2 separate regions of the Homo sapiens genome follow, and region 1 is linked to region 2. Evidence: read pairs that join two places in POLR2A ChIA-PET (ENCODE). Cell type or tissue: A673. All regions are shown on one strand. Each heading gives the region's core, and the rest is flanking DNA. Links, peaks and the distances in the headings are about the cores only.

Evidence for each region. Peaks named below come from ENCODE experiments on the same cell type or tissue, not always from the same donor. Only the 100,000 strongest peaks of a DNase experiment are listed, where the experiment ranks them.
Region 1: POLR2A ChIA-PET joins it to region 2 with 7 read pairs; 7 of 35 experiments call an interaction of 5 or more read pairs at or near these places.

What each region holds. Positions count from the first base shown.
Region 1 is chr17:66,491,968-66,496,366 of GRCh38, forward strand. It overlaps PRKCA (protein kinase C alpha), which reads left to right. Exons shown (of 17, transcript NM_002737.3): 3 at 4,234-4,316. Among named protein-coding and RNA genes, the nearest start is that of PRKCA-AS1, 77 kb to the left of the region's middle. In A673, for the core only: no CTCF peak of the experiment used is centred there; a DNase peak (open chromatin) is centred at 2,164; H3K27ac peaks cover 340 bases.
Region 2 is chr17:66,314,367-66,318,765 of GRCh38, forward strand. The region is part of intron 2 of PRKCA (protein kinase C alpha); the gene reads left to right. Among named protein-coding and RNA genes, the nearest start is that of PRKCA, 14 kb to the left of the region's middle. In A673, for the core only: no CTCF peak of the experiment used is centred there; no DNase peak of the experiment used is centred there.

The sequences.
Region 1 (4,399 bases), core at 297-4,296, 180 kb after region 2:
GGGTGTTGGGGAGGAGAGGGGGCATCTACACTTTTTCTCCTTAGTCACCCAGGATTGGGCACATTCTGTTTCTTCTTCCTTTGGAGATCATCCATTCTGAATTTCGAATCTTCAAGTAGGCTTAGAGGGCTCTTTATCCCTCAGATAACGTGTCTATGAGTGGCTGTCTGGAAACACATGGCCTTTCTGTCTGCCTCTCATAGGGTGAATCCAGTCCTTCAAATGGGAAGCTTTCGTGTAAGGTAGGTGGGGAGGGGGTAGTTAAGGCAGGTTGGGAGGAAATTATTTTGGGATAGGTAAAGCTTTTTGCTGCCTCTGCAAATTGTGCTGGATAATGAGGGCCCGGGTCTTCTTAGGATAACATTCGGCATGAGTTTTTTTGAGGTGTGCAATAGAAATACTTCCAGCTGTAGATACATAATTGCATTGACCTGCAAATCATAGACAGAAAGAACAGGTACAAAAAGCAAACTATTCTTCCATGGGATTTGATAAGTGTGAGTTTTCTTAACAGTGTTCACTGAATGTGGAGATGGTTTTTTTTAAAAAGAGATGAAAGGCCCAAATGTTTGAACGATTAAGTAGGGAATAGGAATGCTTATTTTCCAACCAAAACACTACATCTGTAATAAACCGTGATGAGGAAGTAATGCCCCTGTAACCTTTTTCCTTTGGTAATTTATCTTTCTTATTCCAGTGGATGAAAGATGACTGTGTGCCTGGGGAGAGAGAGCAGATCAGATTAATTTGTGCCATCACAGCACGGCTTTATTATCCGTCCTTCGAGAGTTTTGCAATCAAGATGCTTTTAGCAGAAACACAGTGGAGAAAGGCCACTTCTCTCAGGGCTTGTAGGAGCTAAGCACTGCCCTTTGAGTGTCTCTGTGCTGCCTGGGCAGCCAAGAGGGCTGTTTTCTTCGATTCACACTCACCTCCTCCTGCCCCTGACTGTGCAGGGCAGACAGGTGTGGCCAGCGTGCTGGGCAGCCAGCAGGATCCCTCACCCAGGGCACCTCCCCCTCTAAAGGGATGCTTGCTTTAAGAGCTCTCCACTTGTCACCTTTCTGTGGATGGTTCCTGTTTGGTTATCTGGCTCTTTGTCTGCTCAATGCCAGGCATGCATTTTCTTTTTTAAAATGTATATTTTTACAGTGACATGGTATCATGAGTACCTTTAAAATGTGTATTTTTACAATCACATTATATTATGATTACCTTAAAAGAAAACCCTTTAAAAAGAATTATCCATGATTCTATTTCCCTAATATACTGTATCTTCATCCTCTGAGTTGTATATATGTGTATATGTGTATGTCTATGTAGGTATATTTGTGTGTGTGTGTGTGTGTGTGTGTGTGTATGTCTATTTTGTCATATACCCATTTTCCTGTTACCCATGTAAAAAATCTTGGCATCAGCTCTTTACCCTTTCTGCTCTGGAAATCCTGCCAGTGCATATGACATGATGAAAGGACGGGGGGCTGTGGTGTCCAGCAACTCTTAGCATGAATCCTGATTCCATCACATGGTGACTCAGCCTTGGGAAAGACCATCCTTTGTTTGTTGGTTCATTCATCTATCCATCTGTCTGTCCTCCCTGCCTCCCTTCCTGTCTCCCGTTCACAAGCATTCACTGTACAGCATGCTAGATTTGGGGGATCTGGGCAGCATTTTCCCATCCATAAAATATAGATATTGCAGCATATTAAGGAGCATTGTTAGGAGGATTCAATTTGCTAATAATGCATGTGAAGGGACCCAGTACAACAACAGCAACAGCCTGGCACGTGATAAGATGCTCAGTAAATGGTGCTGTGTGGTCAGTCAGCAAGTCTCATCGTTCTTGTGTAATTTCCCTGGCCTCTGTTACTTCCATTTCTTAGCAGCCTGCATGATGATGGCCAATTACTTTCATACCTAGACTATGCAAGAGGCTTCTAATGAGGCATTATAGGCCTCAATCTATTCTATTAAATTCTTCCTATTACCACCATTTGCACTTCTAAAGCATTGTTTTTGTCTGTGTTACTCTTTGTTCAGAACCTTTCAGTGATTTCCTAGGCTATTCTGAATTTCTTACTGGCCACTCACAGCCCTCTCAGTACTCTGGGCTCCTCTTGGGATTTCAGCTCTGAGCCATCCTGCCACCCTCTTCCACCTACGGAAATGACTCACCCTCTTTGGTCTTCTGTATCTACTGCCATATGTGCAGGGAACTGTATTATCATTGGTGAGAGGAGAAAATAGCGTATGAGCCACACATTTGGGAAACTCTAACCTTCCTTGTGCAGAGTCTTAGTTCATTTTTGCTGCTATAACAGAATACCTGAGACTAGGTAATTTGTAAAGAACATAAATTTGTTTTCTTACAGTTCTAGAGGCCAGGAAGTCGAAGATCAAGGTGCCAGCATTGAGCAAGGGCCTGTTTACTGCATGCTCCCAGGGGGAGGAAGACCTTGTCCTCGTGTGGCAGAAGGCAGAAGGGCAAAGAGACAAAAGGGGGCTCTACTCACCTTTTTGTAATGACATTAATTCTACCCCTGAGGGCAAAGCCCTCATGGTGGAGTGACCCCCCAAGGGTCCCATCTCCCAAAACTGCCACCATGGCAACCAAATTTCAACATGGGTTTCACAGCTGACATGAAATCAAACCACAGCATGCAGTAAAGACTTATGACTAACCTAGTATTCCTGAGGGTATACTGTTTTTTAACATGTTGTTATTATTCAACAAATGATAAGAGTAGTAGATGATGCCTTTTTGGAGCTAGACTTCAAGCTTTCAAGGAGAGACTAGGTCATTTATTTTTTGCGTCCTCTATCTTATTACCATCAATACAAACCTTTCAGGGGGACATGTGCAGTAGCTCAACGCCTACAATCCCAGCACTTTGGGAAGCCAAGGTGGACAGATTGCTTGAGCTTAGGAGTTCGAGACTAGCCTGGCCAACATGGTGAAACCGTGTCTCTACAAAAATGTAAAAATGAGCAGGGTGTGGTGGCACTTGCCTGTATTCCCAGCTACTTGGGAGTCTGAGGCAGGAGGATTTCTTGAACCCAGGAGGTTGAGGCTGCAGTGAGCCAAGATCACCCCACTGCACTCCAGCCTCGGTGACAAAGTGAGACCCGGTCTCAAAAAAAAAAAAAAAACTCTTAGGGGATTACTTTCTATAACAGTTATTTTGTTGATTCATCCTTAGGACTATTTATCAAAACCATGTTAAGCTTTGAAAATATTTACTGGGTAGTAGATTTTGCTGAATTTGCAGGAACTCTCCCAACTGGTGACAGAATCTGTAGCAAAAAGACAGATATAGGAAGGTGTTAAGGTGTTTGCTAAGATTGTTTTGATTCATTTCAAAGGTCTGTTTTCTGTAGATTGCATTTGTGTCTGAATGAGTTTATTAAGTTGCTGAGGAAGTCCTGCAACCCACATTTAGGGATACTCACATTATTTATAATCAGTTATTCTCTTTATATTTTATTTCAACCACGGAATACAATGTTTATATACATTTATATGTGTGTGTTAGTGTGTTGCTATAGGATGGTGCAAAGTATTTTATTTTATTTTATTTTATTTTATTTTATTTTATTTTTTGAGACGGAGTTTCACTCTTGTTGCCCAGTCTGGAGTGCAGTGGCATGGATCTTGGCTCACTGCAACCTCCACCTCCCACGTTCAAGCGATTATCCTGCCTCAACCTCCTGAGTAGCTGGGATTACAGGCGCCCATCACTATGGCCAGCTAATTTGTGTATGTGTGTGTGTGTGTATTTTTAGTAGAGATGGGGTTTTACCATGTTGGCCAGGCTGCTCTTGAACTCCTGACATCAAGTGATCTACCTGCCTCGGCCTCCCAAAGTGCTTGGATTACAGGCATGAACCGCTGTGCCCGGCTAGGATGGTGCAAAATGTTCTAAATTTTGTTTCCCGGTTTCTACTTTGGGAAACTGTCTTACAATCTGATTCTCCTCTCCCTCAACTTCAGAGAGTAAGAGCCACAGTTTGTGGCCCTGTCAGTGCTGGCATTTTGGGACTCTGTTATCTATGAGTCTAATCAATACCAAATGTTGCTGATTCTAGAATGAAATGCCTTCTGATTGCTGTTTATAAGATTCTGTCTGTAGTGAAATTAAATTGACTTCTAACAGCAAGTATCTCTGTTTGGAAAATAAAGCTCGTATGTTAAATCATGTCTATTCTAATTTTAGTTTCCTTTTTCTCTACCAGTTTGCTGTTTTGTGGTCCACAAGAGGTGCCATGAATTTGTTACTTTTTCTTGTCCGGGTGCGGATAAGGGACCCGACACTGATGTAAGTAGTCCTGAAATCATGATTTGATGTCAATGTGGATTTCTGAGCTTTAATTTTTTTAACGCCTGTGCAACTGTTAGTTT
Region 2 (4,399 bases), core at 327-4,326:
AGTAGAAATTGCTATAACTGCATTAAAAAAACTCTTTATTAAATTATACAAAAGGGAAAATGGTTTCTGGAAATAGATTTCTATCAAGGATGGAATGGAAGGGAATGATTTGATTAATGGCCAGCACGAGATAAGAATTATTTGAGAGCAAGTCCATCAAGTAAGATTAGCGTAAGGGCAGTTCATCTTTAATGCCTTCTCTTGCTGTTCCCCCTCCAGTATCCATGAGCAATAGTAGATCCATCTGTCCCGTCCACGGTGACTGCAGTAGGTAGTTAGGAAATAAACCATAAGGATGTAAATATGAGACATGAGTTTAGCTCTGACTTGGACAAGCTTCCTCAAGTTTGAGGGGATGGGTCAATGAGGGTCCAGTTAACAGTTGAATTGAGAGTAAAATTCTACTGTAGAGATTAACTCATGGTTTTACCGTCAGGAAAACTGGTAGTTTTGAGTTAATCTCTACGATAGAATTTCTTTCTCTCTCTCTCTCTCTAGATATATATATATGTGTGTGTGTGTGTGTGTGTGTGTGTATGTATGTATGTGTATATGTGTGTATATATATGTGTGTGTGTATGTGTATGTATATATGTGTGTATATATGTGTGTATGTATGTGTATATATATGTGTATATATGTGTGTATATATATGTGTGTGTGTATATATATATACACCTAGCTTGTGTGATACACACAAGTTCGTGTGTGGTTGTGCACAAAGTTTATGACGTAGGGGTTTTCTTATACTTGAAACACTACAACTGATAGCCAGCACCCATATAGCACTTACTGTATACACTGTTCTAAGCACTCACTTTTAACTCACTTGATCCTCACACAATTCTGAAGAGATAGGCAGTGTTGTGATTCCCGTTTTACAGATGAGGAAACAGGCACTGAGGCACAGGGAGGTTTAGTAACTTGTCCACAGCCACATAGTTAGAAAATGGTGGGGCTGGGATTCAGACCTGGGCAGTATGAGTCCAGATGCCATGCTGTTAAGCCAGGTGTTCTGCTGCCTCTCACAATTCTCCTTTTCTTGAAGTTTTGTCACACTTAAATCACACCATTAACTTGAATGTCGAGGTATTAAAGAATGAAGTGTTTTTTCTTTTTTTTTTTTTTTCTGAGACGGAGTCTTGCTGTGTTGCCCAGGCTGGAGTGCAGTAGTGTGATCTCAACTCACTGCAACCTCCGTCTCCTGGGTTCAAGCAATTCTCCTGTCTCAGCCTCCCGAGTAGCTGGGATTACAGGCATGTGCCATGATGCCCGGCTAATTTTTGTATTCTTAGTAGAGATGGGGTTTCACTGTGTTGGCCAGGCCGGTGTTGAACTCCTGACCTCAGGTGATCCGCCTGCCTCGGCCTCCCAAAGTGCTGGGATTACAGGCATGAGCCACCACGTCCAGCCGGAAGTGTTTTTTCAATTCAGTAGCACTTAATGTGCTTCCTGCCTGTAGTGGGAGCTTATGGCCTGATACATGGACCTCTGTTTAGTCTATGTCATGCCAGACCCTGCAGGGCGCAGGACAGAAGACATATATGAAAACAACACATTGTAACAATACATCTATCACGTACATTATATTACATCTTAGTCTGAATGAAATAACAGTTTTTGAAGCATGTGGGAAGGAAGGAGATATTTTTTGAGCTCATCAGGAGATGGCTCTTGTTTTGGGCTTTGTAGGTTGCTAGAATTTCCTTTGATTAGGAAAATGGAGGAAGCTCTTCTAAGGTAAGGGAATGGCATGCGTGAGAGAGGGATGAGAGTGACTCACGTTCCAGGAGTAGTAGACTGAGAGAGCCCATCTTATTTGGGATGTTGCCCCCACTGACCTCCAAATGGAAGAACAGATAGGAAAAATATGTAGGGAGCTACTTCATGCTTTGCCACATACTGATTCTTTATTAAATACATGGTTTCCTCTTGTAACTTTTTGTTTTCATGTCATCATTTTCAGAACAAAGTTACAAATACAGAGATTACTGTATCTACATGTAGAAGATACATTGTACTGAAGCTTGGAAAATAACTTCTTGTGTTTAAAATAAGCTTGTTCAACCGGTGGGCCGCATGCAGCCCAGGATGGCTTAGAATGTGGCCCAACACAAACTTGAAAACTTTCTTAAAAAATTATGAATTTTTAAATTTTTATTTATTTATTTGTTTTAAAAGTTTATCAGCTATCATTAGTGTTAGTGTATTTTACATGTGGCCCAAGACAGTTCTTCCAGTGTGGCCCAGGGAAGCCAAAAGATTGGACACCCCTGGTTTAAAAAGTGTGCTACTTTGACACTTCTTTCTGCTGATCTCTCTACTATAAGGAAGCTGGCAATAGTGATTATTGATTATATATAGCATCATGTTGGGAGTCCAGGGTCTTACCGCATGGAAATTATGACTGGAGATGAGATACTCAGTTATACTAGATACATGTATTAATAAGGGAAAAATAAAGAACTAAAATATTTACATATTAAAAATCAGCAGCCGGGCGTGGTGGCTCACGCCTGTAATCCCAGCACTTTGGGAGGCCAAGGCAGGCAGATCATGAGGTCAGGAGATCGAGACCATCCTGGCTAACACGGTGAAACCCCGTCTCTACTAAAAATACAAAAAATTAGCTGGGCGCGGTGGCGGGCGCCTGTAGTCCCAGCTACTCGGGAGGCTGAGGCAGGAGAATGGCGTGAACCCGGAAAGCGGAGCTTGTAGTGAGCGGAGATCACGCCACTGCACTCCAGCCTGGGTGACAGAGTGAGACTCTGTCTCAAAAAAAAAAAAAAAAATCAGTAACACTTTCTATTTTAGAAACTGTCAACTGATGTATTCAGTCAGAATTTCTGGTTCATGATCCGTAGTTTATTCCTTCTCTCTCCATGGGCTAACCTCGGGCTGATGTGTTTTCACCGTGGTCAGAAACCTTGGTAAGGAAAGGAAAGGGGTGCTGCAGTGTACTGGTATCCTAGTTTGGAGTATTAGTTTTCATCTGGGATTGAGATTTGAGAAATACAAGTTTACATGATACTGCTACCATGCTACTGTGAACTTACAGTGTACTACCACCCCATGGGTGGAAAGGATGCTGGAACAGAAGCTAAGTAGGCTGCCCTTGTGTGTGACTGGTGAATTGGGAAGCTGTAATTTGAAATTGGGGAGATTTAGTGAATGTCTTATGTTTCCATTGCAGTCGTTTTTTTAGTTGCTGAAGCTGTACAGATAAGTAGCCAATCCCTTTTTCTCAACTTATCTCTTCATTTTTTTCCTTCTCTTAGGTTTCTAATAAGGAATGATTTGTGGTGCTGTTTGTGATAATTGGAATAAAACTCTCACTGGTTTAGAAAGCTTGGCTCACAGTTGTAAAGACTTCCATTAGCTTCCATTCAGATTTATGTTGAAGTTAAATGGCTGTACACTAGCTTAAATCATTTTCCTCCTTTTGTTGAATTCATGCATGCAACTATACATCCTAAGTGAATGAACTGTCCTAAAATGTGAAAATGGGAGATTACTCATTTTTTAAAAATGTAAAATATTTTAACTTGATTCTTAAGTATTTACAATGTAGAAAATAGCTTAAAACATGACTGTTAAGTTCTAAATATGAAGATGTTTTTCTTAATGCTGTTATAGTTGGGAGAAGTTGTACATGGATGACTTAAAATTTAATAGGTGGGCTTCAAAATAAGATGATCATATTATGAGTAATTTGCCTAACAATACTTCTGAAGTTTTCTTTTTAGTGAACTTAATTTTATCATGTGCCAAATTTGTTTAATACTGAAGTGACTTTTGTTGCTTTAGTTTCACATTAGTTTCTTCAATCTGAATGGCACATTAATATGGAAAACTTCTCTAGAATTCTGTTTTAATTAAAAAATGAGGCTTTGTTTCTGTATATCACATAGATGTGACTTTAAAATGGAAATGATCGTTAATTACAAACAGTTTAGAAACATGGAGGAATGATTTTTTTTTAATTTTTAGGTGCTAATTCAAGTTTAGGGATAATGGCTGATAGGCACCATTATCCTTTTTTTTTTCTTTTTTACTTATTTTGTACAACTAGGCACCATAGCACATGCTGGTATTGAGCTGGATTGATGTCTGTGTGATGCAAATTAACTTTCAAGTCATATTTTATAAAGCTGAGTTGTCGGGCTGGAGCGGGAATAGTTGGTATGCTTAAGACTTGTCATGGTGGGTTGGGCGTGGTGGCTCACGCCTATAATCCCAGCACTTTGGGAGGCCGAGGTGGGCAGATTGCTTGAGGTCGGTAGTTTGAGACTAGCCTGGCCAATGCAGTGAAACCTTGTCTCCACTAAAAATACAAAAATTAGCCAGGCGTGGTGGCGGGTGCCTGTAATCCCAGTTACTTGGGAGGCTGAGGCAGGAG